3 separate regions of the Mus musculus genome follow, and all the other regions are linked to region 3. Evidence: chromatin loops called from intact Hi-C (ENCODE). Cell type or tissue: heart. All regions are shown on one strand. Each heading gives the region's core, and the rest is flanking DNA. Links, peaks and the distances in the headings are about the cores only.

The links. A loop is a pair of places that touch in the nucleus more often than their neighbours do. Peaks named below come from ENCODE experiments on the same cell type or tissue, not always from the same donor. Only the 100,000 strongest peaks of a DNase experiment are listed, where the experiment ranks them.
Region 1: it touches region 3 in a loop (2.0-fold over the local background); 4 of 42 quality-filtered maps call a loop at or near these places.
Region 2: it touches region 3 in a loop (3-fold over the local background); 20 of 42 quality-filtered maps call a loop at or near these places.

What each region holds. Positions count from the first base shown.
Region 1 is chr11:53,426,842-53,434,495 of GRCm38, forward strand. Uqcrq (ubiquinol-cytochrome c reductase, complex III subunit VII) reads right to left here and starts at 3,990. Exons shown (of 2, transcript NM_025352.3): 1 at 3,695-3,990; 2 at 1,081-2,309. The coding sequence starts at 3,848. The coding sequence ends at 2,215. Gdf9 (growth differentiation factor 9) reads left to right here and starts at 6,445. Exons shown (of 2, transcript NM_008110.2): 1 at 6,445-6,961. The coding sequence starts at 6,565. In heart, for the core only: no CTCF peak of the experiment used is centred there; a DNase peak (open chromatin) is centred at 4,230; H3K4me3 peaks cover 2,375 bases; H3K27ac peaks cover 2,257 bases.
Region 2 is chr11:53,346,789-53,354,442 of GRCm38, forward strand. It overlaps Aff4 (AF4/FMR2 family, member 4), which reads left to right and starts at 3,979. Exons shown (of 21, transcript NM_033565.2): 1 at 3,979-4,341. In heart, for the core only: a CTCF peak has its summit at 4,133; DNase peaks (open chromatin) are centred at 3,973 and 4,983; H3K4me3 peaks cover 2,968 bases; H3K27ac peaks cover 2,690 bases.
Region 3 is chr11:53,297,834-53,305,157 of GRCm38, forward strand. Hspa4 (heat shock protein 4) reads right to left here and starts at 2,646. Exons shown (of 19, transcript NM_008300.3): 1 at 2,227-2,646. The coding sequence starts at 2,333. Gm30525 (a long non-coding RNA gene) reads right to left here. Exons shown (of 3, transcript XR_388638.4): 3 at 5,572-5,771. In heart, for the core only: a CTCF peak has its summit at 2,494; DNase peaks (open chromatin) are centred at 2,088 and 2,718; H3K4me3 peaks cover 3,080 bases; H3K27ac peaks cover 2,722 bases.

The DNA.
Region 1 (7,654 bases), core at 1,573-6,572, 130 kb after region 3:
CGTAAAGTCAGCTCCACTGAACACTCACACAGCTCAGAGGGGAAGAGTCTGTGAGGAACAGGCCGAAAATAGCCTTAACACTGTCAGCCATGAGCAGGACCCTGAACATCAGAGCCGATTCACAATGCTCAGAGGGATGGCACTGCAAGTCTGATCCCTGGAATTCAGATAAAGGTTGACGGAGAGAAGTGACCTCACAAAGCTGTCCTCCAACCTCCACACGCACACTGTGACACATGCACACACATACAGTAATATATTTTTTTAAAGGGTCAGCCCAAGAGACTCATCTGCTCTGGGCTAAGAGAAGTTAGTTTTCTTTTTTTTTTTTTTTTTTTTTTTTTTTTTTTTTTGGTTTTTCAAGACAGAGTTTTTCTGTGTAGCCCTGGCTGTCCTGGAACTCACTCTGTAGACCTGTAGACCAGGCTGGCCTTGAACTCAGAAATCCTCTTGCCTCTGCCTCCTAAGTGTTGGGATTAAAGGCATGTGCTACCACTGCCCAGCAAAGAGTTTTCTGAGCTGTTGTGTCCAAAGACAAGATGGATATAGCTATACTTCCACCTCCTTGGGGTTTTGCAGATTATTTCTGAATGGTTTTTTGGTTTGCTTTTGGCTTGAGACAGGGTTTCTCTGTGTAGCCCTGGCTGTCCTGGAATTCTCTTTGTAGACCAGGTTGGCCTCAAACCTGCCCACCTGTCTCTGCCTCCCAAGTGCTGGGATTAAAGGCATACACCACCAAGCCTAGTAGCTATTTCAGATTCTTAAGAGTCTCTGATTCATTTGTTTAGACCATTCAGAATAAATCTGGACAGAGCCAAACAGGGAAACTGGACTGGGTATGGTGTCAGCTCTTGGGGTCACTCATTTCGCCATCTCCAATACAGACAACCTCAGCACTTTCTGTTGATACATTTTACAGATAAGACACTTAAGGCTGCAGAAATGACAATTTAAGGCAGTGGTTCTCATCCTGTGGGTCACAACCGCTTTGGGGATCAAACAACCCTCTCACAAGGATCACCAAAGACTACGGGAAAATACATTTACATTATAACTTATAACACTAGCAAAATTAATTATGAAGTAGCAACCAAAATAATTTTATGGTTGGGGTCACCACCACATGAAGAACTGTATTAAAGGCTTGAATTAGGGAGGTTGAGAACCAGTGTTCTAAGGGTGTGGGTGTATGACTGTCAGACATAGCTATTTCCCATTTGCCTCACAGTCTAAGCAACTATTGTTGGAAGTCATTTGCTCTCTTCTGAGAACTTTTAGTACTAGCTAGCGATCATCAGGCAAAAAAGTCTCAGAGTCCGACTGGACTGTAAATTGCTACAGTCCTTAACCAAATGACAGGGCCAGCTCAGGATTGCCAACCACACCCACCCTATCATCTCTAGGTGAGGAGAAACTAAAGACACCCAAAGGTGTATATCTAGAGCAGGTGGTATATCTTTTCCACAAAGTGATAGATCTTTTCAGCCTCTGTGGTCCACATATGACTAAAAGCCACTGTTGGATTGGCAACATGACAGATAACCAACCATGGTTGCCTGACCTTGGCTGTAGCAGTCAAGGGAATGTCTCATGCTTTCCTTTCAAAGATGAAATCCCTTAGGCTAAGGAAGGCCTTCCCTACCTAAGGAAGGCAGCATGGCTTGCTTTTAAGATCACACACTGGTACCTGGCTCTACCAACTCAGTCATATGATTCTGGGCAAAGTACTTAAACTCTGATTCCTCATCAGCAAAGGGATTAGAATGCTTACTTCAAAGGCTGCCGAGTTAAAAGTTCATCTGTGTCTAGCAAGTCCACCTGACACCCTGATTACAGTGTTGTCCCTAGACCTTAAGGATGTGATGGGAGCAGAGGGTTGGGACCCTGCACTCCAGGTTCCACGCTATGCATAGCTACCACAGCCCCTGCAGGGCTTGTGCTGAGAAAGGGATTGTCATGAACTTGCATATTGCCAAAACAACGTTGTGCTGGGCATGGTGGTGATCGCCATGACATAGCAGGCAGAGGCAGGCAGATTTCTCAGGAGACGCAGGCCAGTCAGGGACACACAGTGAGACCTTGTCTCAAACTAAGCACACAAAGTCACAAAGGGAAGTCCATAAGTAGTTTATTGTCTTCAAGACTACAGTGTGGATTCCTCTCCCAGAGAAGGGTCTTTCAGAGGCAGGGGACTGTCACCCAGGTGCAGGCCGTCTACTTGTCATTTTCATACATGGCTGGATTCTTCCTTTTCGACTGCTCAAACTCCTGGTTGCCCCATGTGTAGATCAGGTAGACCACTACAAACGCTGTAGGGATCAAGAGAGGAAGCCATGAGTACAGACATTTTAAAAAGTTTCTATTTTATTATTATTGTGTGTGTGGGGGGGGGAGGGGTTTACATGCATGTCTGATCATACATATGCATGTAGCTCCCTGGGGGCAAGAAGATGTTAGGTGCCCTGGAACTGGAGTTATATAGATGGCTGTGAGCCACCATGTGGGTGCTGGGAGGAACCACACTGGGTCATTTACATGAACAGGCACCTGTACCACAACCACCAGTGCCCCAGCTCTCTGGCTTTTTTTTTTTTTTTTCCTTTTTTGATATGGCCTCCTTGAGTGGACAGACAGACCTCAAACAAGAGATCCACCCACCTCTGTCAGTCCATGTCCTCCTTTCTGACTTTCAACCAATTCTGCCTGTCCTTCTACTGTCCCTAGCTTCAACTGTTTGTTTGGTTTTGGAGAAAGGGTTTCTTTCTCTGTGTAAGCCTGGCTGTCCATGAACTCAGGGATCTGCCTGCCTCTGCCTCCTAAGCACTGGGATTAAAGGCATGCGTGCGTGCTGTGGCTCAGGGCATACCGAGGTGACTAAGGGAGTAAGAGAATGGCAAATCCCTCAGGACTTAAGTCACAGATGATTGTAAGCCACCATATGGGTGCTAGGAATGGAATCTGGATCTTCTGAAAGAGCAGGAAAGATGTTGAACCATCCCCAGCCCTAAGTTTCTGTTGCTGTATTAAGACAAGCTCACAGTATAAGGCCCTTGCTGGTCTAGAACTCCCTCAAAACTACATAGATCCACCTGCTTCTGTCTCAGGATTGCTGGGGATTAAATGTAGACACCATTATGACCAGAAACTACTTTTAATAAGAGGTTCAAAATGGTTATAGTACACAACCATTTTATAAGCAACCAAAACAAAGATATCAGCCCAGGAAGATGTGGCCTTCGCTTTCCTAGTTAACACCAAATTAAAAAAAAAAAAATCACGGAATTTACCTAACATAATCTTCACCATTTTAAAAAGTACTGTTGTGCTGGCGCATGCCTACAATTCCAGCCAACAGTCCCGAGGAGAGGGCAGTAAAATCTCAAGTTTAAGGCCAGCCTGGCTTCTACAGCAAGATCGGGCCTCAACCTCTCCATCAAATTTAAGTGCACCTTCACGGATATTCACAATGCCATGAAACCGACAGCAAAATCGGCCGCACATCTAACACAAGACACTGATTGCATCAGCCTTTCATCACAGATAGTGGCCAGCGATGACCTCAGAGGGAGCCGTTGGAGTCACCCAAGTGACCTTAGGCCAGTCATTTCGATATGATAAGAACTCCTCCACGTCTGCCCCGCGAGGGCGTCGGAAGGAGAGGTGCGCGGCTGTACCCCGCCCGCCCCGCACTCACGCGGCGCCACGCGCAGGATGCGCTCGCGAGTGCGGCGCAGCACGTTGGGGATGCCTTTGCTGAAATAGCTTGGGAAGGCGCGCTGCTCAAAGGGCGACAAGCTGTAGGAGATCACGTGCCGTATCCGCGCCAGGTTCCCAAACTCGCGGCCCATGGTGACGGCGGCCCTGGGACAGAAGATAGACGCGTGGCTCAGTCTCGCGAAAAACCTCCCACGGCCTAACACCGACCCCCAGGATCGGTCACCTCTACCTCCAGAGCTCTGAGCCGGCTTTCGCCCGTCACTTCCGGGAGGAGCGGAAGCCGAGCCTAGAGAACGTGAAGTCATTTCCGGGAACTACCATTTTCTTTCGATCTCAAGGGGGAGACTCAAAAAAAAAATTGTCAGTTGACCTGAGTGGGCGTGGCCTGACCTTCGTGTAGCCGGAAAGGACCAGTACCAAGAGGGCTGGGCGGAGCTTAGAGGCGCTTCTAGCGACACGTGGGTGGGGCTTATAGAGGTGCTTGTGGGCTTACGGTAAGTAGTGAACGCACGGGAGAGGTTGATGTTGCCAAGGGGCGGGGCTTGAAGAGGAATGGTGGCTTGGTGGGAGGGGTGCCAAGCAAGTGGGCGGGGCTTATTAGCCACCCTGGGGATCTTAGGTGGATACGTCCGTAAGGTCCCCCGTCGAGAGGTGCACGGGGCGGGGCCTATAGGTGCATGGGGCGCGGATTAGGGTGATGGGCGTGGCTTAGGAGCACCTGGGTGTTCCAAGAGGCGGTCCTTTCCGCTCAGTACCAGGCCTTTGCATAACAGCCGGCAGCTGCTCAAAAATTAAAAAGAAAAAACAAAAAGACTTGTTCTCCTCGTTCTTCTGCTGTCCCTTACTCTCCACCAGGTATATGTGGTCCTCATAACCAAAAGGGCCTTCACTGACCACAGTACAAAATTAAGGACACGGATCTAGAGCTTTGGTACACACTGCCTAGCAAGCCACTGGCAGGCTGTAGACTTGTCCAAGATGTGACATAAACGTTTCTCCCAGTTCAGCCACGAACGAGTGTGGCAGTTGTCAGACGCACATAGTGGTGATGGGAGCCAAGGAGAAAGTGGTGGGTTTGGGCTGAGTGTGTCATCAAACCCAGACCCCACTCTCTAAGGAACTGTTATGTTTTCTCTAAAGTGCATTCATTCTCCTAGCTAATATTATCCTGTGGGACTCACCGCCCTTTCTCCTCCTCTCAGTGGCTGTAAATGGGTTAACTGGCTGTAAATAATCTGGCAATCAAACTGGGGCAGTTTGGCGGTGAGCTTCAGTTTTGCAAGAGTACTTCAGCCTTATCTATCTGGTGCTGGGCAAACTGATTTTTTTTTTATCCTGTGTCATTAGTGTGTTTTGACTTTCTCCCAAGAGATAGTCTCCTTCCAAGGGGTGCTAGATAGCCTTTCATGGTGCACCTGCACATTCTCCCCCCCACCTCCACCCTGCCCCCATTTTCCTTAAACATTATCTAGCTTGATCTCACCTCCAAGGCCGGGACACAAATACTTTAATCAAGGACTAAAACACTGTCCTGATTTCTGCCATCTGGGTGGTTGGTTAAAGAATAAATACGATGTCTATTTAATTGCATTTGCTGATGTCTCAAGATTTTTCAACCAAAGTATAGTCAAGTGAATTGTAGACCAAAACAAGGGCATCAGGATATTGTACTGTCACTACATTTTAAAATATGTATTTGGTATGTAAGTGCTAGGGGTGTAGGTCAGAAGACGAGCTGTAGAAGTCTCTTCTCCCTTTTTCTCTGTGGATCACAGGGGTTGAAGTTAGGCCTTTAGGACTGGATGACTTTTGGTCGTTAGGCTTGGCGGCAAGTTGCTATCTTGCCATTCCAGCTAGATATTGTGGCTTTTTTTTAATTGTTTATTTTCATTTTATAATGGGTGTTTTGTATTCCTAAGGATGCCCGAGAAAGGCATTGGCTCCCCTGGAAGTGGAGCTATAAATGGTTGTTCTAAGAAGAGCAACCAGTGCCCTTAACTGCCAGGTCATCCATCATCTTTCTGGCCCCAAGACATTGTATGTTTTAATTGCTCAAAGTTAAAGGTGATGTCCTCTTTTTATTTTGAGATGGGGTCTCTCAAAATTATGTAGCTCTGACTGTCCTAGAACTCTCTATATAGACCAGGCTGGCTTGAATCCACAGAGATCCACCTGCCTGTGTCTCCTGAATGCTGGGATTAAAGGCGTGAACCTCTACACCTGGGCCCTGATGTCCTTTTTCAAAGCACATTGCAAGTAGCTGTTGTCTTGGGCCAACTTTACAACCCCTCTACTAAGCCACCTGGACAGGCTGAACAGCCTAACATCACTGGAATTTCAGAACCCATTGTGACTTTGTTTCTCTGATTCACTGTGCAGTAAGCCATCAGTTATTCTAACCACCTGGACGTGGGAGCTGTGGAGATAGACGATGAATCAAGAGGAAAAAATAAACCTAATACTTCTGCAGTCACATCTCCAGCCCTAAGAGGTTTTGTTTTATAATTCCTTGGGTTTCTGTTGGGCTCTCACCTATATAAGTAGTCCACTAGGGTGACGATACTTGGTGGGTTTGAAATAAATGTCCAGGAGAAACAGGGAAAGAAAGCCAAATAAGTAGATAAATCTGTATCTAATGAGAACAAATTGGATAAAACCGTGTTGTCAGCTGACTGCTGTAGAGCTGATAAGAAACAATGTACAGCTAGGCATGCTTGAGGTCTGATTACAGAAGTGAAGTCAGTCTTCCACACCTAGATTTTATTTAAGGACCACGCCAGGGCCTCCCCGACCTTTAGAAAGAAGACTGGCACGAGGAGATGCGTTCCTTCTTAGTTCTCCCAAGTCATGGCACTTCCCAGCAACTTCCTGTTGGGGGTTTGCTGCTTTGCCTGGCTGTGTTTTCTTAGTAGCCTTAGCTCTCAGGCTTCTACTGAAGAATCCCAGAGTGGAGCCAGTGAAAATGTGGAGTCTGAGGCAGACCCCTGGTCCTTGCTGCTGCCTGTAGATGGGACTGACAGGTCTGGCCTCTTGCCCCCCCTCTTTAAGGTTCTATCTGATAGGCGAGGTGAGACCCCTAAGCTGCAGCCTGACTCCAGAGCACTCTACTACATGAAAAAGCTCTATAAGACGTATGCTACCAAAGAGGGGGTTCCCAAACCCAGCAGAAGTCACCTCTACAATACCGTCCGGCTCTTCAGTCCCTGTGCCCAGCAAGAGCAGGCACCCAGCAACCAGGTGACAGGTGGGTAAGAGGAGGTTGCTCAACTGGGCTGGGAGAAAAGACAGAGGCTTTACCGATTCTGTTACCAGAAGGAGCCACACTTTGATTTGGGTCCCTTGGTTTGTTTTGAGGCAGGATCTACCCCTGTTACCCAGTCTGTACTCAGAACTCTGCATCCTTCTGCCTCGGCTCCTTAAGTACTGGAATCACACAGGTTTTCACCATCCTGTGAATTCTATTTTGCATGATTCTCAGTGTCCAACTGAAACAAACTTTTTCTTTTAAAGTTAGCACTTTTTAAAAAGTTTAAAGTTTTTTTTTTTTGTTTTTTTGTTTTGGTGTGGTGGTACTAAGGATTAAATTGAGGGCAAGGGGTTCACATATGCTAGCTACGCCCTCTGCTACTACATCCCTGGCCAATAGCATTGATAACACTGTTTTATTTGTTTCCTACAGCATCTTTAGTTAAGAAACTAATAGATTTTATCTTGTTCGAGTTTCCTTTTTTAAATTTTTTTTTATTTTTTGAGACTGTCTCAAACTTGCAGTGACTCTCCTGCTCAGTCACTCTAGTGCTGGGATTCCAGGCACACAGCACCACGCCATCTCAATATGTTAAGGCTAGAAGAGACTAATGTCCTGAAAGGCCAAAGAAAGTTCTGGAGGCAGTTAGCATCTCTTTTATTCTACCAAGTTGTTGGCCTAGCATGGTGC
Region 2 (7,654 bases), core at 1,399-6,398, 50 kb after region 3:
GTGAGTTCCAGGACAGCTGGGGCTATACAGAGAAACCCTATCTCAAAAAACCAAAAAAAAAAAAAAAAAAAAAAAAGACAACAGCAATCATACTTAAGGCCTAACCTCATGTAATCTTTAACTTACTTTCCAAGTTGTAACCTTGTAACTTTCCGAAAATCTCACAATCAAGACGGTAAACTTTTTTGATGGTTAAAACACATCTGAACTGTGACCTAGTATGACAAAGATTGCTTAGATCCATGACTAAGCAATTGCTTAGATTGCTGTTTTTTTTTTCTTTTTTTTTTTCATTTTTTTTTGGGGGGGGGGAGGGTTTCCAGACAGGGTTTCTCTGTATAGCTCTGGCTGTCCTGGAACTTACTCTGTAGACCAGGCTGGCCTCGAAATCAGAAATCTGTCTGCCTCTGCCTCCTAAGTGCTGGGATTAAAGGCAAGTGCTACCACTGCCTGGCTAGATTGCCGGTATTTTTAGATTTGTGAATGTGTGTATGAATGTTCTGCATGTATGTGTATCTGTGCACCACATGCATACTGGTGCCCCAACAAGGCTAGAAAAGGGTGTCAGATCCCCTGGAATTAGAGTGACAGTAGTGAGGGGCCATGTGGGTGTTTGAAACCAAACCTGAACCCTCTAAAAAGAGCACCTAGTGATATTAATGGTTGGCTGAGTCATTTCTGCAGCTCAAGTCTATAGTTTTAGCTCATCAGCCTCTACCCATATCTGGGGCATCTCAGGAACCAATCTAGGATCAGATTAACTAAATGAAACAAAGTTCCTTAGAAACATTTTAAACAAATGTATCTCTAGAAACTGTTGCCATTATACATGCCATTGACAAATCGCTTAAAGCTGGGCATAGTGGGGTGCGAATTCAATCTCAGCAGTCAGGAGGTAGAGACCGAAAGGTTAGGTGTGGTAATACCTGGACTCAAGACTACACATGAGGGCTGGTGAGATGGCTCAGTGGGTAAGAGCACCCGACTGCTCTTCTGAAGGTCCAGAGTTCAAATCCCAGCAACCACATGGTGGCTCACAACCATCTGTAACAAGATCTGACGCCCTCTTCTGGAGTGTCTGAAGACAGCTACAGTGTACTTACATATAATAAATAAATAAATCTTTAAAAAAAAAAAAAAAAAACTACACATGACTATACGCGACTATTTCAAACAAACAAAAACCGTTTTTAATGAATCACTAACTTGACTGAACTGATATCTTGAAAACCTCTTTTCTGGGGGAGGAGGTTAAGGTGTCTCTAGTGTCCTAAATTGGCTTTGAACTTACTCTGCACCTGAAGATGACCTTAAACTCCTGACCCTTTGCTTCCACATCTGAGTGCTAAGATTATAGGCATGCAATGTCACACTTGTTTTTGCCACGTTGGGATGGAATACATGACTTTGATAAAAGGCAAGCACTCTTCTCCCAGCTTTCCCACTATGCCTCCTCCCAGACTCCACAAGCCTATGGTAATTTAGAGGAGCCATTACAAGCCCTGCATACTGAACATGGAGCTGCAAGAGTGGACATTAGCCCTGCTGCAATGTGGTTTTGCTTTGGTCTGATCTTTTCTGGCTGTTTTCCTGTTCCCCACTTCTGGAATGTGAATGCTTTCTCCACACCATTGTTTAATGGAAGAACATAACTTGTTTTTCATTTTACAGGAGCATCTAGGAAGACTGACCCAAGTCTCAGATCTTTGAACAAAGTTAGAACTGTTAAGTCAAGCAAAAGGGTGCATATCTGTAATCCCAGCACAGGAATGCAAAGGCAGGAGAACCAGAAATTCAAGTCTGCTATGTAGTGAGTTCTAGGCTCTCCTGAGGCTGTCTCCCAAGTGTTGGGACTAAAGGAGGGTACCATCACACCATGCTGTGTTAATTTTTATTGTTAACTTGATTAGATTAAGAAATAAATGCCTGGGGCATTTTTTGAGGTATTTTGGGTGTGTCTCTGCCTTGTGTTTCCAGAGATGATTAACTGAGGAACAAGAACCATCCTGAATGTAGCCGGCACCATCTCATGGGCTTGGGTACCAGAGTGAATAAAACGAGGAAAATGAGACAGTAGCTGAGTCCCAGCTTTTATCTCTCTCCCTCCTGATCTGCCCAGATGTGAACAACTGCATTAGGCTCTAGCTACCATATCGTCCCTGGCCAACACAGAAGATTGTACTGTCTCAAATAGCAAGCCAGTCATCCCTCATCAAGTTGCTTCATCACAGCAACAAGAAAAGTAACTATGGGAAGGCAGTGGTCGTGCACGTCTTTAATCCCAGCACTAGGGAGGCAGAGGCAGGCAGATCTCCAAATTGGAGGCCAGCCAGATGAACACAGAACTCTGCCTCCCCAAAGTAATAACTAGCCCTTTCCCATGCCTCCCCCCCCCTTTTTTTTTAGTTTGAAACAGGACTTTGTTAAATTACTTAAGTTGGCTTCAAACTTGCTATACAGTTTAGGAATATTTGCTGAATTTGCAATCCTCCTTCCCCAAGCTGCAGAGTAGCTGAGATTACATCCATGTGTCTCCATCCTCAGTTTGGGCCCCTGTTGTAGCATTCAAGTGGCTGTCTATATGTGAGTGTGATGTGTGAATGTACCTGTTAAGGAAAGATATATATGTGTGCTACAGGGATAGAATTTAGGTCACCAAGATTGTGGGCAAGTGCCTTTAAGCCACTGAACTATCTCACCACCACCAGTATTTTTCATAAGGAAGTAGAAAAGATGGCCAGGCACACTGATACACTTCTTTAATCCCAGCACTTAGGAAGCAGAGGTAGAGGCAGGCAGATCTCTGAGCACCAAGCCTGCCTGTTTTACAAAGTGAGATCCAGGGCAACCAGGGCTACACAGAGGAAACCCTATGTAAAACTTAAGATTTATTTAGTGTTTTTCTTTTTGAGACAGGCTCTCACTATATATCCTTGACCTGCCCAGTGTTGGATATGTATATCAGCCTCACAGAAATCTTCCTCCCTCTGCCTCCAGAGTGGTGGGATTAAAGGTGTGCGCCAGACCATACCTCGATAGTGGTTTTGAGACATGGCTTAGAACTCGTGTGTAGTTGAGTGGATTTCCAAACTGTGAAATTACAAACTACAAATAACGAGTGAAGTGTTTCAAGATGTTAGAGGTGGAGAATCTGCATGAGGTACCATCAAATAAAGAAAGCAGATAAGAGACATGGGACACCAATGACAGGATTGTATGTTTTTCAGATGTAGAGGAAGAGGACACTTTTCTTGCGCTACTATTACTGGATTCTAGGAAACCTTAAAACTTTGTCTAATTACTGATTCCAATTAAATTATGGCTTGTCTGGACTAGCAGGATGTTAAGAGCGATGGTGTTTGTGTGTGTGTGTGTGTGTCGCCGTGTGTTGTTTTGACAGGGTTTTCTTAGTAGCTCAGATTGGCCTTGAATCCACTAAGTAGCCCACAGAGGCTGATATTTATTTATTTACTTATTTATTTATTTATTTATTTATTTTTTTAAGACGATGCAGGGCCGGCTTATCCTCCCACAGTAAGTCACACGCAGCAGTGGACGACGTCGCTGCGGACCTCCACGTCATCCTTCCCTCTCTACTCCTGCGGTGCGCTGCGGGACACGGGCGGCAGGGCCTGGGCCTTCACCTGCACCCCAAAACCGGTCGGCCGGGCTGCGCCCCGCCCCGCGGCGCCTCCCTAGCGGGCTGCGCAGGAGGGCGTGTGCCCCGGGCCGGGTTCTGTCCCCGGGTCTGACGCTGGTGCGGCCCCGCGGAACCTGCTGCGACCCGCGCTTCGCATCCCCGCTCCCCAGCCCCGGGCCCAGGCGCCCCCGCACGTCAGCCCGCGCGTCAGCCCCGCCGACGCCGCCTCCAGAGCAGCAGCAGGGCCGCAGCCCCCGCGCTGCCTGCGGGAGGGGCGCGGCCTGGTCACGTGACGCTCGCAGCAGCCCGGCCCTGGTCACATGGGCCGCGGCCACTGCGTCAGTCCCAGTCCCGGCTGCGGGAGTCGAGTCGTCGCCGCCGCCGCCGCCACCGCCGCCCCCAGCGGACGGGGCGGGGATCTTGGTGCCAGGGCCCCGTCAGCCCGCCCCCGCCTCAGTCACCCGTCCGGGGCTCGGCCGGGCCGTCATGGAGCGGGGCGGAACCCTGGCGTCCGCGGTGTGAGGTGCGCCGCCTCGGCTCCCCGTGGCCTCCGGATCGGCCGCTGCCCCTCGCCCCAGGCAGCCGGTCGCCGCCTCCTGGGCGGGCCCGAATGCGCGTCCGGTGAAGGTGCAGGCCGGGCGCCGCCGCCGCCGCAGCCGCGGTCGGGAAATGGTTCGGGCCTAGCGGAGCGGGGACTGGAGGTGAGAAGCCGCCTGACTGCCTGCCTGACTGACTGACTGACGTCTGAGGCGCGGCCGCGCCGCGGGGAAGGCGAGGCTCCGGCCGCTGACGCTGGCGGAGACCCGCGGGGCGGGGGGCCCCTGGATCCGGCTTCGCCCTACGTTTTCTCGTCCCACTTTCTCTCCGAAATCAATTTCAAACAAGAAAAATCATTTTTTTTTTCTTTAAAGGCCAAGCCGTTCCCATCCGACATTCCAGACGCCCATCATCTGGCCGTTTCTTCTTTTTTTCCTCCCCCCCCCCCCCCGTTGTCCCTTCCTCCATTCCTCCCTTTGATTCGGTCGGCGGATTTATCCTTTGAAAAATTTTTCCTTCGTCTGACTCAAGTCATTCCTAGTTAAAGAGAAAATAGGCCCAGATTCTGGCTATCATTTCTCAACTAGTTCTCGCCTTCCTTCTCGCGATCCTGCGCACCTCCCCCCACCCCCACTCTCCCACCTCCCCTCCACCGAAAGAAAAAAAAAAGGGGGGGAGGCTGGGGGGGTGTTAATTTCCGTCCTTGATGGTCGATGGGGTTTGAGTGGAAAAATGGGAACCTGGGTTGGAATAGGAGAAACCCTCCTTCCCGCTCGGAACCGGCCTGGTACCTGGCGATCGCCATGGCCGGGCTTTGGGTATTGATGTTTAGGCCTCCCCAGCTGCCTGTGCGCAGGGTTAATCTCGTAATTGACGTCAGTGCTTTGTTCCTTCCACTTTGCTGTTGCTTCCCACTCTCTGAGAACGGATCATGGGGTACAGGAGCCCAGGGTGTTTGTGGGGTCTCCTTATTAGGCTTTTCATTCACAGATGACACCTTTATGGGGAGTCGAGAGCCCTGATCTGAAAATGGTTGTGAGTGAAGTTCGAACCAAGAGTTCGATTCAGGGTTCTCCGAGTTTCGTCAGTTGCAAGTCAGAATTCTGGTTTTTCTTCCCCGCTGAGGTTTTAAACTGAAGCTAGCCTCCTTTCCAGTGCCGGAATCTAAGCCCTAGGTGCCCGTGAATAGGCTGTTTGTGTGACATTTAAAATGTGTGCTTTTTGTGGAGCCGAGGTGGTGGTGGGGGGAGGTTCAAAGCTTAAAGCTTTGTTTCCATGTTGATTCTCCGAAGCTTTATAAACTCTTTTGTTTGGATGGTCCTTTTAACTTATCAGTATTGAAATGTTTATGAGATTCTTTTTAATTCGAGATTTGATGAGAAGCTGATGTGGACCAAGAGGAAGCCTAGACTCTGTCGTCTTTGGTCACATATGCGTAAAGAAGTGTTGGCAAGTGGCCACTTGGTTTTTAACAAAGCTGGCTTCTTCAACTTCTTCAGGTTTATGTTCCTTATTGTCACTAACTTTCGCAGCCCTCAGTCTCCAAACAAAAAGTCTCAAAAAGTTGTTTTTTAAAAAGTTATTTTCAAAAAGTTGCCTTTCATGATGAACTTCCTGAAAACCTAGACGCAGTCTGTTTTCTTTTCTTTTTAAATGAATACCAGCAGTTGTCATTCAGTTTGTGGCTATCTGCAGGCTGATTTTTGTTGGCTCTGTAGGAACAGTAGGCACATTTTAAGTAAAATTTTGCTTCAGGTGGAGACAAGGTAGGGAGTCTTGAGAATAGCCAAAAGCCAAATCTCTACTGTTTGGTTGGGGTGGGGTGGGCTTAGAGGTGTGTGATTTGGATCAAGCTGCACAGTTTGGGGGTGTAAGGTGACATACAGTGCTTGGTGAAGTTGTGTGATTAATTCCTATAAAGAGAATGTTTTTATTTTAGTTAATGTTCTGTATGTCATAGTTTTACATTCAGATTCATGTGGTCTCTTCTGTCTTCAGGTTACTGCATCCCTTTTGGAACAATGATTCCACTTGCATGTTGTGATTTTCTTAAAGATCTACTGTAGTGTCTTCAGAGTGAGTTTATTCTAACTCTCTATCCTCTCCAGTATTTATGTAGTTAGATTGAATTTGATAGCATTTTGAGGTTGGAATAGTTTATCTATCCGATCTAAGAGTTTACAGGTAACCTAAAGTTAGATGAACAAGTAAGTGATCAGTATCTGAAAGGAGGGAAATGGGGATTAGCTTCAGAAAGTGCTATGGAAGATGAAGACTGCTAAAAGCTATGGCTCTACTTATTTATTTATTTATTAATCTATTTATTTTTGAGGTAGTAAGGTAGAAGTCATGGTTTTATGTGTACCTGAAAAGAACAAAGAAAACAGGTGTTTAACAGGTATTTCTTCTTCTTGACTACTTATTGGCCTAAAATGGAGTTCAAAATGTATGGAAACTTCCCCCTTTTTTGTAGTGCCTTTCATAAAAATCAAAGGTTTTTGTTTTGTTTGTTTGTTTTTTTTTTTTTTTAAAGATATGTTTTTTTTTTTTAAGATTTATTTATTTATTATATGTAAGTACACTGTAGCTGTCTTCAGACACTCCAGAAGAGGGCGTCAGATCTTGTTACAGATGGCTGTGAGCCACCATGTGGTTGCTGGGATTTGAACTCTGGACCTTCGGAAGAACAGTCGGGTGCTCTTACCCACTGAGCCATCTCACCAGCCCGTTTTGTTTGTTTTTGAGACAGGATCTCATTTTGTATCCACAACTGGATTGAAACTTGCTGTATGTAGACCAGGTTGGCATTGAACTCATAGAGATCCACCTGTCTCTACCTTTCAAGTGCTGAGATTAAAGGTTTGTACTACTATACCCAGCTTTTAATTTGGCCTCCCAAATTACAAGCATGTCTAGATTCCACAAACATTCTAGATAAAAATCTTTGCTACATGTTATAAATAAGATTTTGCAGCTTTCTGTAGTCCTCATATTTTTACTTTTTTTAGTTCCTCTGAAAAATTGAAACAATGAATTCATTTCTGGGAGAGTGTTTGCTAGTTGTTACTGTGAATACATTGTAGTTAAAGGTTCAAATCTGAGTAGATACACTTCTTTGTTACTTTGTTACTCTTATTAGCCATCTTGTTACATTTGGAGTGACACTATCTAGTACATGGGATAACAATAATAAATATCCTTTTTTTTTTTTTTTTTTTCCCCCTTTTTTGGTTTTTTGAGACAGGGTTTCTCTATGTAGCCCTGGCTGTCCTGGAACTCCTCTGTAGACCAGGCTGGCCTTGAAAATATCCCTCTAATTAACTCTTGCCTTACCACCTGATCCATTTAGCTTGATGTTCATTTTCACTGGCAGTTTTTATTTTGTTTGTTTTGTTTGATACAAGTCTTCTGTGTCATTTTGGCTTCAAACTTTCAGCTCTCTTCCTGTCTCAGCCTCTTTCTTGAGTTCTAGGACTA
Region 3 (7,324 bases), core at 1-5,000:
CTCAGGAGGCTGCAGTTCTGTAGTTCCCTCAAAAGCTAGCCTAAGAGTCAGGCCTTGTCATATAAAAAAAAAAATACAGTCGGGTGTGGTGGTGCACACCTTTACTCCCAGCAGTGTCTTGCACTGAGTTCTAGAGCAGCCACAGCTATGTAGCCTGTCTTTAAAAAAAAATAAAATACATAGGAAAACTAAGGCAAAGGAAGTATGCATGCAGTGTGCACAATCACAGGATTAATGACCTATTCAGTCCTTATGCAAATTTAACTGCCAGCAGAAAACAACTCCTAAAGTTTCAAATAATGAAACTCATGGCAAACTGCCACAGCTGCCATCTAAGAGAGGAGCAGGTTCAGGCAATCTAAAGGAAGGCTAGGTAGGAGCAGTGTTTCCCAAGCCTCAGGCTTCTGCAGGTCAAGGCTCTGCCCAAAGAGCCAAATCTTCAGCTCAGACTGTTGAAATTTCTTGGAAAGATGATCTTCCCAAAAGTGAGGAACCAGCAGCATCATTACCAAATACGAAATTAGTGCTAAAATGACTAGAAGCAAAAATGTTTAACTTTTCAAATGCCAGTACAAGATACCTCTGTACAAATACTACTCATACTGCCAGGTGTGGTGGCCCACGCCTTTAGTCCCAGCACTCGGGAGGCAGAGGCAGGCGAATTTCTGAGTTCGAGGCCAGCCTGGTCTACAGAGTTAGTTCCAGGACAGCCAGGGCTACACAGAGAAACCCTGTCTCAAAAAAAAGAAACAAACAAACAAAGACTACTCATAATACCTAGCTTAAAAAGGACAAATGGGAAGAGAGCTTGGTACTGGGGTGGGAAGGGACGTTGAAAACTGACTCTGATAATGGTACCAGAGCTCTGTGGCACCAAACTCGAGAATTGGGTGCCAGGCAATAGCTTACTTGGTAGAGTGCTTGTTTTGTATGCATGAAGCCCTGGCTTCAAGCCCCCACTGTACAGCAAACTGGGTGTTGTGCCTGCACACCTGTACACTTGGGAGATGAAGGGAGGAGGATTAAGAGTCATTCCCAGACACAAAGTTATTTCAAAACAGTCTGGGAGACAGGAAACTGGCCTCAGAAGGTTGGTTAAAAACAAGATAAAAACAATGATCTGGGACTGTGAACCCAAAAACAACAGAGCTTCTTCCAAAGTTTACCTAAAGGAATTCAGTAGATTAACATCTTTTTTAAGACAAAGCTTTCTTTTCTGCGTAGCCCTGCCTATCCTGAAATGGTCTCTATGAACCAGGCTGGCCTCGAACTCACTGCAGCCTGCCTCTGCCTCCCTGCGAGAGCTGGGATTAAAGGCCTGTGCCACCAGCGCCAGATAAATAAAATTTTAACGCACCTGTAATACCAGATTCTAGCAGACAGAAGCAGAATGAAAATTTTAGGTCATCCTGGGCTAAATGTGGGGGAAAAAATCCTACATATATCTAAAAAGTAGACTCCCTTTTACTCCAGCAAGCTCTGAGTGAGTCTTTTTTTTTTTTTTTTTTTTTTTTGCAGATTTGTCTATACTGGTCCCATAACTTCATGTAAGTTCTAGAAGTCAAACAGAGCCCTTGAGTCATGCATTAACAATTGTGGCAACCTTCCGGCTGGAATTCATTAGCATGAAAAACTAACGCTGTTAAGGAATAGGTGAGCAGCCTGGGTAAGGAATGACCCAACCTAACTCAATATCCAAAAACGAATGAAGGGAGTTAAAACGCTATCAAGAAAAGCATGGACTTTATTCAGGGCCTGCCGTGGGTACTCAGACTCCACATCTTCCGGGCGCCACCCCGCCCCCACTCACGTGGGACTCAGAGCGCTTCCCAGTCCCGAGGCCACAATCTTGCAAGTTAACTTTTATTAAATGCTCGCCGTGGGCCGAGTTTGAACCTCTATTGGATTCGACGAGCTCAGCAAGCCCTGGACCTCGTTTCAGACCGAACCACCCAAACCCTCCCCCCCCCCAAAAAAGGAGGTGAGAGCGGTCGGTCCATCCCACGGTCTCAGGCCCGCCTTCTCTTTCAGTTCCTGCTCCTGCCCTCCGCCGATCAGAGTACCGGCTCAAAGCCTTCGTTTGGCCCGCGCGAAAGGGCCTCGTGCCTGGCGCAGGCCCAGGATCCGAAGCAGGTGGCAGCCGCGGGCGACCCGGCACTCGGCGGGGGTCTCCTGCGGACCCTCGCCCGGAAAGCGAGGCGACCCCGCCAGCCAAGCCCCACTTACGGCGTGCAGCGGTCGCTATACTCGTTAGCGATCGTCTCGATGCCGCCGGCGCGGGCCACAGCGACATAGCAGCTCTGAAAGCCCAGGTCTATGCCCACCACCGACATGGCGCCGGCTACTGCTCCGGCTCGGGCCCAGGGCCGGCCGCCGACACTGCACACGGAACCCGGCGGGGTTGGCGCGTGGAAGAGGGCGAGCCGCGTGGGCCGGTGGAGCGCCGCGGCTGGGCGGGCGAAGCCGGACGACCGTCCGCTAGGAGGCTTGGGGCTTGGAGAAAGACGGGGGCCTCTACCGCTCGGGCCGCGGCTCCGGCTCCACGGCCGCAGAGGAGGCGCCGGTCGCGGAGGCGGAGAAGATCTCGAAGGCTCTCGTTGCAACAGGAGCAAGGTTGCAGCGCGAGAACTGCGCTGAAACGAAACGTTCTCGCGAGACCCCGGCTCAGACGCTTTTCCTCCCAAGGCTCCTCCCGTCTGACGAAGTCTGGCGTCACGTCCTGGCACAGGAACCGTGAAAGGAAGTGGGGGGACGGAAGCGGTCCGACGCGAAGTGGGCCACTGAGCCTGCGCGGAGAAGCCCCCCACAATCCTCCCTGAGCTGCAGGGCGCCTCCCATCCAGAAGTCAGGCGAGCGGGAGTGAGACAGTTCTTCGGGGAGCTGCATTGAACCCACTTCCGCCGTGCTCGTCACCGCGGAGGGACTTCCGGCAGTGACTTTGCAGGCTCTCTGCAGGGTTTTTTTTTTTTTTTTTAAGGCCCCACAGTGAACTCGAGTTAATCCTGCTAAGGGCGCTAAGGGTTTCAGCTCGGCTCTACGTAAAACTCAGTATTAAAACCAAGCGCTAACTAAAAGAATCCGAAGCCACGCTTCCACCTACTTTTAACCACTCACTTCCCGTGATCAGACGAGGGACCTTTCAGTCCTAGGTGTTTTCCCTGAGCTGGACACAAGGGTCCAAATCACATGCTCCGTGGAGTGGGAGGTCTAAGACCAGTGTCACGTTTATGTGAATGCTAACACATTATTATATAGAGTAGGTGGGGAGGGGACAGAATGTCCTGCAGGACAGTCCTCAAGGATGACCTTGAAATTCGGAAGCTCTTTTCTCCTTAGTGCTGGGACCCACTTACAGCCATGCCCCCACCCTGCGTTAAACTAAAGAATCTGAAACTATAGTGACCACTACGTTAGCCAGTTGCGGAAAGCTGGAGGGGAACCAGCTTCAACGCGTTTCTGATTATTACCAACCCAGAGTGCAGGAGGAAGATCCTAAGTTTCCCGGTTTCTGGCTGTTTTGTGGCTGAGGATATAGAGTACAGTGCTAGAACACTTGCAGGCTCAGGGCCTTGGACTGGATCCCCAACACCACAAAACTGAAAGGATTTTTAAATTTCACTTATTTGTCACCTCTTGTTCATAGGTGCCTAACGGTGTCCAACACAGTAAACCGTGCGGGAGAGATGGCTCCACAGTTAATACGTGCTGTGAAACCATACAGACTGGGGTTTGAATCCCAATCTCGATCTGTCATCGAGAACCTAGCAGGACAAAGACAAGAGGTTAACTGGAGGGGCTCCCTGACTAGCAGCCTAGTCCAAAAACTAGAGCTCCAGTTTCAGAGAGAGACCCTGCCTCCAAAAACTACATCAGAGAGCAACAGGGGATATCTGTTCTCCCTCAAGCCTCTGTGCAGCACATGGCCGCCCTCACAGAACATGGCCGCCCTCACAGCACTTCTACACGTGGATGCACGCGCGCACACACACTCTGGATTATCACCATCAGGAGAGAGCAAAGAGTTTCTAGTCAAAGGTAATAAGTGAGGGTTAATAGCCTAAAGCCCCCAGCACCTGAGAAACTCCCTTCGGGTACTTAGGAGTAGAAAAGCTCCAGACCAGGGATCAACATGTCAGACTCCTGGCATAGATGCCAACATAGTAAGGACTCCACCAAAATGTATGTGCATGGGAAAGCACAAAGTAGGTCGGCAGAAATATCTTCCCACCCAAAAGTTTCCTCTGCTGCCCTATAAAATCCCAAGCCCAGAGCCCTGACACAGTCTCCACATCCAAGGAGGAAACATCTATCCTTCAGCTGTTCTGATTTAGACGTGGTAATGATCCTGTGAGAGGTTGGTCTTCCCTTTTACTTCCACATCACCTTGATCAATCCTGATCTAACAATGAGAGTTATAGGCATAAAATAGTGGCAACTCGGAAGACGTTCCACAAAAGAAAAAGGCCGTGATAGAGGGGAAAACTAGCAATACATTACTTAGTATTTAGTAAGGTTTGAACAGGAAAGGGTTTTGGGGGTTTTTTGTTTTGTTTTGTTTTGTTTTACTTATATGAGCACACTGTAGCTGTTTTCAGGCATACCAAAAGAGAGCATAAGATCCTATCACAGATTGTTGTGAGCCATCATGTGGTTGTTGGGAATTGAACTCAAGACCTTTGGAGGAGTAGCCAGTGCTCTTAACCGCTGAACCATCTCTCCAGCTCCTTGTTTGTTTGTTTTTTTTTTAAAGATGTATTTATTTTATGTCTATGAGTACACCATTGTTCTCTTCATACACACCAGAAGAGGGCATCCGATCCCATTATAGATAGTTGTGAGCCACCATGTGGTTGCTGGGAATTGAACTCAGGACCTCTGAAAGAGCAGTCAGTGCTCTTAACTGCTGAGCTTGCATTTATCAATTTATCTATGTGCCATGGTATAAATGTAGAGATCAGAGGACAACTGTGGGTTCCAGGAATTGAACTCAGACATGAAGCCTGGTGGTACCTACAGAGTCTTCTGGCCAGCCCTTACATTGGATGGCCTACAGTAAGTTTTGTATTCCTAGAGGACAGATCCAGTAAGAGTAATCACCCAAAAAGTTAATATCCAAGCAAACAAAGCACTTACCATTTCTTTGAAAGAAGAGTCTCTCCGAATTTATTGCTGCCTCTGGAGGCATTTCATTCATTAGTAGCCAAAATGGTACCATCTTTAAATTTGCCAATTACCAGAAGATCCTCACATTTGAACTAAAGACAATAACCAGATGCTACTGGAAAGGGTAATAGGGTCTTATAAATGAATACATAACAAACCTTTAGAAAAAGAGAGTAAGCTAGGGAGAGTGGCCCACTCCTGATATACCAGCAGTTACAAGGCTGCGGCAGTAGGAGCAGGGGAAGATCAAGACTAACCTCAGGAGCTGGCAAAATGGCTCAGTGGTTAAGAGCGCCGACTGCTCTCCCGAAGGTCCCGAGTTCAAATCCCAACAACCACATGGTGGCTCACAACCATCCGTAACGAAATCTAATGCCCTCTTCTGGAATATCTGAGGACAGCTACAGTGTACTTACATATAATAAATAAATAAATCTTAAAAAAAAAAAAAAAGACTTACCTCAGCTACATAGTTAAAGGACGGCCTGGACTACATGAGACCTTGGAGAGAAAGAACAACACATCCAAAGGCCAAAAGGAGCAGAGCATAGATGTACATGCCTGTAATCCCACACTCAAGAGGTAGTGGCAGAAGGACCAGACCAGCCCTAGAATAACAGAATAATTCAAGGCCAACTTGGATGACAGAAAACTATAGCCATATAAATGAATAAGTGTAAAAATAATCTGGGGCTGGTGAGATGGCTCAGTGGGTAAGAGCACCCGACTGCTCTTCCGAAGGTCAGGAGTTCAAATCCCAGCAACCACATGGTGGCTCACAACCATCCGTAACAAGATCTGACTCCCTCTTCTGGAGTGTCTGAAGACAGCTACAGTGTACTTACATATAATAAATAAATAAATCTTTAAAAAAAAAAATAATAATCTGAATGTCTAATAGTGGCTGAGTGGGGTTTTTTGTTGTTGTTTAGTAAGTATTGGGGTTTGAACCTAAGGGCTTTGCACAGTAAATGAATTTTTTGACTGATGTGTGTGTGTGTGTGTGTGTGTGTGTGTGTACATATGTGTACATATAAATATATATGTATGTACATGTATATATAAATATTGTATATGTAAAACACACACACATACATTGAAATCTGCAGCCTTAAAAAATGAATGAGGGGCTGGTGAGATGGCTCAGTGGTTAAGAACGCCGACTGCTCTTCTGAAGGTCCCGAGTTCAAATCCCAGCAATTACATGGTGGCTCACAACCATCCATAACGAAATCTAGTGCCCTCTTCTGGAGTATCTGAGGACAGCTACATATGTACTTACATATAATAAATAAATAAATCTTAGGGAAAAAAATGAATGAAGGCTGGGCAGTGGTGGTGCAAGCCTTTAATCCCAGCACTTGGGAGGCAGAGGCAGGCGGATTTCTGAGTTCGAGGCCAGCCTGGTCTACAGAGTGAGTTCCAGTATAGCCAGGGCTACGCAGAGAAACCCTGTCTCAGAAAACAAAAAACAAAAAAACAAAAAAAGAGAATGAAACTAAGGTGTGGTAGCGCAGATCTCAGAGACAGAGGTAGATAGATCTCTGATAGTTCAAGGCCAGCTAGGTCTACATAGTGAGACCCTGTGCCAAAACAAACAAGCGTGAATGAAACTGATCCAAGCAACAACGTGGAGGAACACTGAAACATGACAAAGGAAAGAAGCCGAACTCCACGGGAGAAACTGCAGGACTCCACCCTGTGACAAACCCGGAATGGCCTGAGGGATACTGACTGACTGACAGACTTGTGAGGAGAGAGCCTGAAGAGTTACGTGTCAGTTACTGTTACAGTTTCCCTTAGGATGAAAACTTCAGTAATGTTGGCTCAACCTTGTGAATATATTTGGTGACTCTGGTGTGAAATTTTAAGGCAGAGTCACATGTAGCCCAAGTTAGTTTTAAACTCTGGGGTTTTTTTGGGGGGAGATGGAGTTTTGGATTTGAATTTAGGTTTGTTTTTGTTATTGTTCCCAGACAGGATTCTCTGTGTAGCTGTGGCTGTCCTAGAACCCATTCTGTAGACCAGGCTTGGCTTCCAACTCAGAGATCCATCTGCCTCTGCCTCCCTAGTGCTGGGATTAAAGGCATGCGCCACCACCCAACTAAAATGGTAAGTTGTATGTTACAGATTTTTTCTTCTTAAATTTTTTTCAGTTTTA